2 separate regions of the Homo sapiens genome follow, and region 2 is linked to region 1. The links are chromatin loops, found by intact Hi-C in ENCODE. Cell type or tissue: IMR-90. All regions are shown on one strand.

What was found. Hi-C counts contacts between places; a loop is a spot of excess contacts. Peaks named below come from ENCODE experiments on the same cell type or tissue, not always from the same donor. Only the 100,000 strongest peaks of a DNase experiment are listed, where the experiment ranks them.
Region 2: it touches region 1 in a loop (6-fold over the local background); 2 of 110 quality-filtered maps call a loop at or near these places.

Annotation. Positions count from the first base shown.
Region 1 is chr11:94,895,958-94,899,957 of GRCh38, forward strand. No RefSeq gene overlaps it. Among named protein-coding and RNA genes, the nearest start is that of CWC15, 76 kb to the right of the region's middle. In IMR-90, a CTCF peak has its summit at 1,503 (motif pointing left); a DNase peak (open chromatin) is centred at 174.
Region 2 is chr11:96,424,638-96,428,637 of GRCh38, forward strand. No RefSeq gene overlaps it. Among named protein-coding and RNA genes, the nearest start is that of JRKL, 37 kb to the left of the region's middle. RefSeq lists a silencer at 2,976-3,188. In IMR-90, a CTCF peak has its summit at 2,341; a DNase peak (open chromatin) is centred at 2,324.

The sequences.
Region 1 (4,000 bases):
TGACATCAAATAGCAATACAGTGGCTGAATTTTAAAAAACCCTGACCATGCCTGGTACCATGTCAGATCCTCTACATGTATTATTTCATTTAATCATCACAACAACCTTTGAAAGAGCATGCAGCCAACCACCCATCATTTACAGATGAGGAAACAGGCTCAGAGAAATAAGGTGACTCACTGCCTGTCAACCAGCTAGTGAGTAACGGAGCCTGGATTTGACCCACTGTCTGGCTGGCTCTAGAGTCCATGTATTTTTGTCACCCTACTGTGCTTCTGCTCCTTCCTGGTCAAGAGGGAGTGGATTTTTTGTTCTTGTTTGGTAGATTTTTTTTTTTCAAATTCTTCTTCACCAATGGCATCTTTCTCTGACCTCTAGCCTCTTTCCGTACCCAAAGGCCTGGCTTGGAGTCAGAAGGTTCTCAGTAGACCTTGAAATTAGTCTGCACAAATGTGCATGAGGACGCTGACTGAGCAGGAGCAGCCCTCAAGGCTGAGTTCCTGGGCTTTTGGAACAGCCTGTCATAGCTTCGCTTCCTTGTGGATAGAGGAGTGACAGCAGCCATACCAGGGCTACTGAGAGCTCAAATGGTATCTTTTGCAAATTAGACAATGGGTATTCCTCCCTCAAGTCAGTTGATTGCCATTTGCTGGAAAATAGCGAATATATATATATATATATATATGGAGATACCTATGTACATGTCACTTCCTGCTACTAGATAGAGAATAACCTGCACAACTGTACATTGTCAGGCTAAGTCACATAGACCCGGCTGTAAATCTGGTTCTCCTATTTACTAGCTCAGTGGTCTTGGGCAGGTCATCGGGCAATCCAAGGCTCAGTTTCTGATAGAATGCAAGCAGTGTTGCCTCCCTGTCTACCTTGTTTATAATTTTGAACAGGAAAATAGGCAAGAAGTGTTGCTTAAGTCCTGGGGGAGAGTGTCTCCTCTTGGGATAAGATGGAAGTATTAAAAATCAGAGACTGTGGCCTTGTCCCAGGGGGACATGCAGTCCTCCCTATCCAGCCACAGGTAAGATAATTGGAGTGCCTTTAAATTCTTGTGTGTTTTTCTTGTTACAGTGAAAGAGGAATTAAACTAATAATAAGGCTTATCTTCATTTTCCTCTTCTCCTTTTTCAGTGACCTAATTTTTCCATAAATTTTACCTCTTCACAACTCTGTTCCTCTTCCCATTACTCACTTGTTCTTTTTTCCTCCTATTCAAGCCTGCTTTCAGAAAATGGCTGGTAAGGCTTAATGATATTTTGGAAATTTGCCTCTAAATAACTTTAGGCCAAAAAACTGAACTTAATCAGTACATTTGGACCTCAAGGAAAGGTATTTTTGAGCCAACATCTGCAAATGACATAGAAATATTGCCAAGAAGTTAACCATCTGTTCCACCTTGAAAAGATGTGCTGCAAAGTCTTGGCACCCTGAACTATAAAGGTAATAACTAAAAAGAAATAACCTCGTGTTAGAGCAGCAAGCCCCCTCTAGTGGCCCATCATGGGAATGACCACCATTCTCCCTAGGATCTGGACTTGGAAATTCTGCTACTCCAATGCTAGCTCCAGGCATCTGCTCAATCCTTTATACACTCATAGCAATGAGACAAGACATTATTTGGGCCTTACAGTCATCCTCTGATGGCTGGAGGGCAAGAACACCAGTCTCCTTAATTGTTCAGGATCCCAGGACTCCAGGCCCAGATCAGTCTTTAGCTGGGAACCTCTCTGGGCCTCAGATTCCTTATCTGTAAAATGAGATGAATGGTGCCTGGTATACATCTTTCACAGGACTGTTGTGAGGATCAAGTGACAATAAGGGATAAGAGAGGTAAAGCTCTTTGAAAAGTGCATTCATAATGCACTTTTAGTAGCAACAGTGTTTCTGCTGTTCTATTCAACACGGTAGCCACTAGTCACATCTGACTGCTTGAATTGAAATTAATTAAAATTAAATAAAATTTAAAACTGAGTGACTCGGTCACACTAGCCACATTTCAAGCACTCAGTAGCTACTTGTGGCTAGTGACTATCATGTAAGAGATCACAAGTCTAGAACGTTTCTGTCATCACAGAAATTTCTACTGGACAGCCCTGCAGTTTAGATAACTGATTTGAAGAACAAGCTTTATATTCTCTAATTCATCTCTGCTCTTGAAAAAGAAAAATCTCTTATCAGCGGTTTGCAAATCTAGGAAGACACCTAGATTACAATGAACTGGGGTGGGTGTACAGTTAGGTTTACCGTGGATTCATTATGTATATATGTGTGTATACACACACACACAAACACACACACACACAGAGCACCTGTTCTGTGTCTGCCAAGCACCGTGTTAAACTCATTTTGGGCAGTTCTATCAAAAGATGGACCCGGGTTTTGAAATTCATTGCTCCATCAGGGTTCCTAGATAAAGAACTCAATGTTGCAGGGTAGTTTCACCCCCACATCAACCCCCTACCTCACCAATACACAATTGAAGTTCTTCTGTAGCTCCCATTGCCTCTGGGAAGACTTCCGGCCCTCTCCCCACTGGGTGGTGAGCCCTCCTCTTTGCTCCCATAGGCCCCTGTTCTTCCATTTGCATTGTAGCTATCATACTGTGTGGAAATTTGCCTGTTTGGTTGTTTTCTGTTAAAATGTAAGCTCTCAGAAGGTAGAGACCAGGTCTGTCTTACATTCATTTGAATTTTCAGCCTCCCTCACACAGGGCCTGGCCCATATGCAGTAGATGCTCAAAAACTATTAGTTAATGAATGAATGAAGTATATGGATGGATGGATGGATGGATGGATGGATGGATGGATGGATGGATGGATTTCTTTGTTCCTTTATTTAGGGTCCTGTATTCCCCTGCATAAAGCCCTCAGGTATGAAACTGCTAGAGATTCTCTTTATGCTAGGCCACCACATCCTTTGACCACATTCCTTGCTCCAATTAGGTAGTACAAGCTCAGTGAGAAAAGCAAAATTTGATTTATGTTTCTGGCAATTCAGCTGATGAAAACAACTAAAGTGCTAGATAAAAATCTGCTGCAAATATCATTTTAAAAACAAAACATTGCTAATCCATACAAAAACTTTTACACAAATGTTCATAGCAGGATTATTTATCATAGGCAAATGTGAGAACAACCCAAATGTCTCTCAACAGACGATAAACAAAATGTGGTATATTCATGCAGTGGAATACGATTCAGCAGCTAAAATGAATGAAGTAGTGACACACGGATTGATGAACCTTGAAAACAGTCTTCTAAGTGAAAGAAACTGGTCATAAAGTGCTGCATATTATATGATTTAACTTATATAAAATGTCTAGGATAGGCAAATCTACAAGGAGAGAAAATAAAGTAGTGGTTGCCTGAGGCTGAGGGAAGTGAGGTGTTACTGCTAGTGACTACAGGGTTTCTTTGGGGAGTGACAGAAATGCTCTAAAATTAAATTCTAGTGAGTTTTGCACAACTCTGTGAATATACTAAAAACTTGATGCCTTCTCTGATGAATTCTACCCAACATTTAAAAAAGAGTTAATACCAATCCTTCACAAACTCTTCCAAAAAATGAATAAGGTGGGAACATTTCCCAACTCATCCCATGAGGCTAGTATTACCCTGATGCCAAAACCAGACCAAGACATCACAAGAAAAAAAAAAAACTGCAGAACAATATCGCTTTTGAATATGGAGGCAAAAATCCTCAACAAAATACTAGGAAACTAAATTCAGCAACCTTTAAGAAGGATTATATACCATGACTAACTGAGGTTTATTCTAGGAATGCGAGGTTGTTCAAAATTCAAAAGCAATCAATGTAATAAACCATATCAGTAGAACAAAAGACAAAAACAGCATGATCATCTAAATACATGTAGAAAAAGCATTTGACAAAATCTAGCACCCTTTCATGAAAAATACACTAAACAAAATCAGAATAGAAGGGAAACTTCCTCAACCTGTAAGAACTACGAAAAAAAAAAAAGTC
Region 2 (4,000 bases), 1.5 Mb after region 1:
CCTGGGTTCAAGTGATTCTTGTGTCTCAGAGTCCTGAGTAGCTGGGACTACAGGCATGTGGCACCATGCCTGGCTAATTTTTATATTTTTAGTACAGATGGTGTTTCACCATATTGGTCAGGCTGGTCTTGAGCTCCTGACCTCAAGTGATCTGCCTGCCTTGGCTTCCCAAAGTGCTGAGATTACAGGCATGAGCCACTACACCCGACAGAAGCTTTTAATTTTAATGAAGTCCAACTTACTACTTTTTTCTTTCATGAGTCATACGTTTGGTATTTTATCTAAAAAGTCATCACCAAACCCAGGGTGACTTAGATTTTCTACAATGTTGTTGTTTTTTTTTTTTTTCTAGAGGTTGTATTGCTTTAATTTTACAATTAAGCTTATGAAACCATTTGAGTTAATTTTTATGAAGGGTGTAAAGTCTGTGTCTAGCTTCTTTTTTTTTTTTTGCATGTAGATGTTCCATTGTTCCAGCATCATTTGTTGAAAATATTCTTCTTTCTCAATTGAATTGCCTTTGTTCCTTTGTCAAAGATCAGTTGAGTATACTTGTGTGGGTCTATTTCTGAGCTCTCTATTCATTGATCTATCTGTTTATTCTTTTTCCACCACCACATTGTTCTGATCATTATAGCTTTATAGTAAATCTCCAAGTCATGTGGTGTCAGTTCTCTGACTTCATTCTTCCACTTCAGCATTGCACTAACTAATCTGGCTCTATTGCCTTTTCATGTAAACTTTAGAATCTCTTAATAATCAATTCTCAAAATAACTTGCTGGGATTTTGGTTGAGATTTTCTTGACACTTTAGATCAAGCTGGGAAGAACTGATATCTTGAAAATATTGAGTCTTCCTATCCATGAGCATGGAATAACTCCATTTATTTAAATCTTCTTTCATCAGAGTTTTGTAGTTTTGCTATTACAGATTTGTATATATTTTGTTAGGTTTATGCCTAAGTATTTCTTCTCTCACTCTTCAGTGTTAATGTAAATGTTGTTGCGTTTCTAGATTCAAATTTCAGTTGTTCATTGCTGGTATAGGAAAGTAATTGACTTTTGTATATTAACCTTGTATCCTGAAACCTTCTATAATCACTTATTAGTTCCTGTAGTTTTTTTGTGTGTTGATTCTTTGGAATTTTCTACCTAAACATTCATGTCATCCATGGGCAAAGACAGTTTTATTTATTCTACTCAATCTTATGCCTTTTATTTCTTTATCTTGTCCTGTTTTATCAGCTAGGATTTTCAGTGTAATGTTGAATAGGAGTGAAAGAACATAGTTACTTTTTTAAAAGAAAATATTTTATGAATTTGATAGTAGAATTAGGCAATTTAATCCCATGTTAAATAAGAATATAAAATTTTGATTAGTAGGGTAGCCAAGCTTCTTATAAAATAATAAATTGCTGAGAAAACCAATTTAAATTCCCCTGGAAACAGCGATTTCTGACTGACGTAATGGATCAAAAGGAGATTTTCTTTTAAGTCAGTGTCCAGGGAGTATGTAAAACAATTGAATAAGGAACCCCTCTTATATTAAATACAAAGCACCCAGAGGAATAAAAAAATCAATAAACATACACACATACATGCAAGACACACCAGGGAGCATATAAAACATATAAAATATTCTCATTTCCTAATTCAATTTGATAATAACAACTAATTTTAAAAATCAGACCTTTAGTGACTATTATGGAGAGACATAGTGGGTGAAAGGAAAGAAATTTTTTAGCATCATTATAGACTACCAGATACCTTTGCTGTATTAAGATTTTTTTAAATGGAAAAACAGAAGAGATAAGGAAGAATAGAAACAAAGGATGACACAGTCACATGTTCACAAGACAAAGAAACGCAAACACACATACTCACTTCATACTGGAGTTGCAAATGTGAACTAGCACAGCTAAAAGGGAGAGACAATTACAGGGACTCACAAAATTACTATGTAGGAGGCTTTCATGTGGATGAAGAGACAGGATAACAAGCACCTGCGGAATAAAACACACACACACACGCACACACACACACACGCCCACCATGAAGCTCCGTTCAAAATTCAAATGCATATAATCTGCAGAAAAACAAAGATACACTCATTTTAAAGCGTGTATCCCTGACACATTTTAAAGTGGATATCCCTGTTTCCATTTTGTTTTATAGATGGTTTGATTCTAACTTCATTTGGAAACATAGATGATCTGAAATCTTAATTTTTGAGAAAGAAAACCCAAATTTAGTCTTCAGGAGAGTTTTAAATATCTTGAAACAAAACAGGGGTTGGGATGCGGGAGCAGGGCAATGGGGACATTTAAGATGGAGTAACATCCCCATCTTGTGGTATATCAGAATATTGACTCTTCTTTTTAACACTATTTTGATTTAACATAGTTTTGGGTAAAAACATATCTAACTTGATTATGGGAACACGAGAGAGTAGTGACACAGGAAATTGAATCTGCAATTTCTCAACCCATTAAATTGTTCATCAATGCTGAACTAATACAAGAGTTACATTAATAAGCGGCAGGTTTAATTACTTAGCAGATGGCTGTTCAGTGTTCACCTTAATGTTATCAGACTCAGCAAAAACAAAGAGATGACCCGCATTTGTATCTATCTGTTCTACAATATATTGTCTAGAGGTTTCATTTTTTATTTTATTTTATTATTATTATTTTTGAGACTGAGTCTCGCTCTGTCGCCCAGGCTGGAGTGCAGTGGCGCGATCTGGACTCACTGCAAGCTCCACCTCCTGGGTTCAGGTCATTCTCCTGCCTCAGCCTCCCGAGTAGCTGGGAAGCGCCTGCCGCCACGCCCGGCTAATTTTTTGTATTTTTAGTAGAGATGGGGTTTCACTGTGTTAGCCAGGATGGTCTCGATCTCCTGACCTCGTGATCTGCCCACCTCGGCCTCCGAAAGTGTTGGGATTACAGGCGTGAGCCACCGCGCCCGGCCGAGGTTTCATTTTTAAAAAATGACAAACATTCTTGTTACTTTCTTGCACTTTTTTTTTCTTTCTTTTTCTTTTTCTTTTTCTTCTCTTTTCTTTTCTTTTCTTTTTTTTTTTTTTTGAGACGGAGTTCGCTCTGTTGCCCAGACTGGAGGGCAGTGGCACAATCTCGGCTCACTGCAACCTCTGCCTCCTGGGTTCAAGCGATTCTCCTGCCTCAGCTTCCCAAGTAGCTAGGATTACAGGTGCCCACCACCACGCTCAGCTAACTTTTTGTATTTTTAGTAGAGATGGGGTTTCACCATATTGGTCAGGCTGGTCTCGAACTCCTGACCTCAAATGATCCACCTGCCTAGGCCTCCCAAAGTGCTGGGATTACAGGCGTGAGCCACCACGCCTGACTATTGTCTTGCACTTTCTAATATAACAAAAAGTGAAGACTACTGCCACCACCAAAAACAATGCTTGCTTTGCTATAATCCTTTTCCTCAGACTGAGACACTTTGGCCTATTTAAAATGTGGGTAATGGCTCTAAAAATGCTTGTTTAGGATGCAGATGTATTCTCTATTTTGTCTTCTTTGACATTTTTATGTGGTTTTGGTTCTTTAGCATATGAAGTTTTATTTTTAATCAATCCATGATTTGTCCCTAAGTTGTTCTGATGGGAATATGAGAATACATAAAGGGAATATGAGATACAGCTCCTAGTGACAACATACTTATAGTCTAGTTGAAGACATAGACATGCCTACAAGAATTATAATTTAAAAACAAAACAGTGCGCAAGTTATTTTGATGTGCCACATCAAATTTTGTAGTTCTTTCCATCTTCTGCTTTAGTCACTCAATTCACTTGATAACTCCTTGAGGAGGCATCAACTGGGCATTTACTATTTTCATGATATTGTACTAGGAGCCATGAAGAATAACGAATAAAAGGTGCAGGGAAATATTAAAGCCTTTATAATCTAGTTTGGGTGACTAACCACAAAAATTTTTGGTGCCTACACCTATGTATAATATATTGACATAA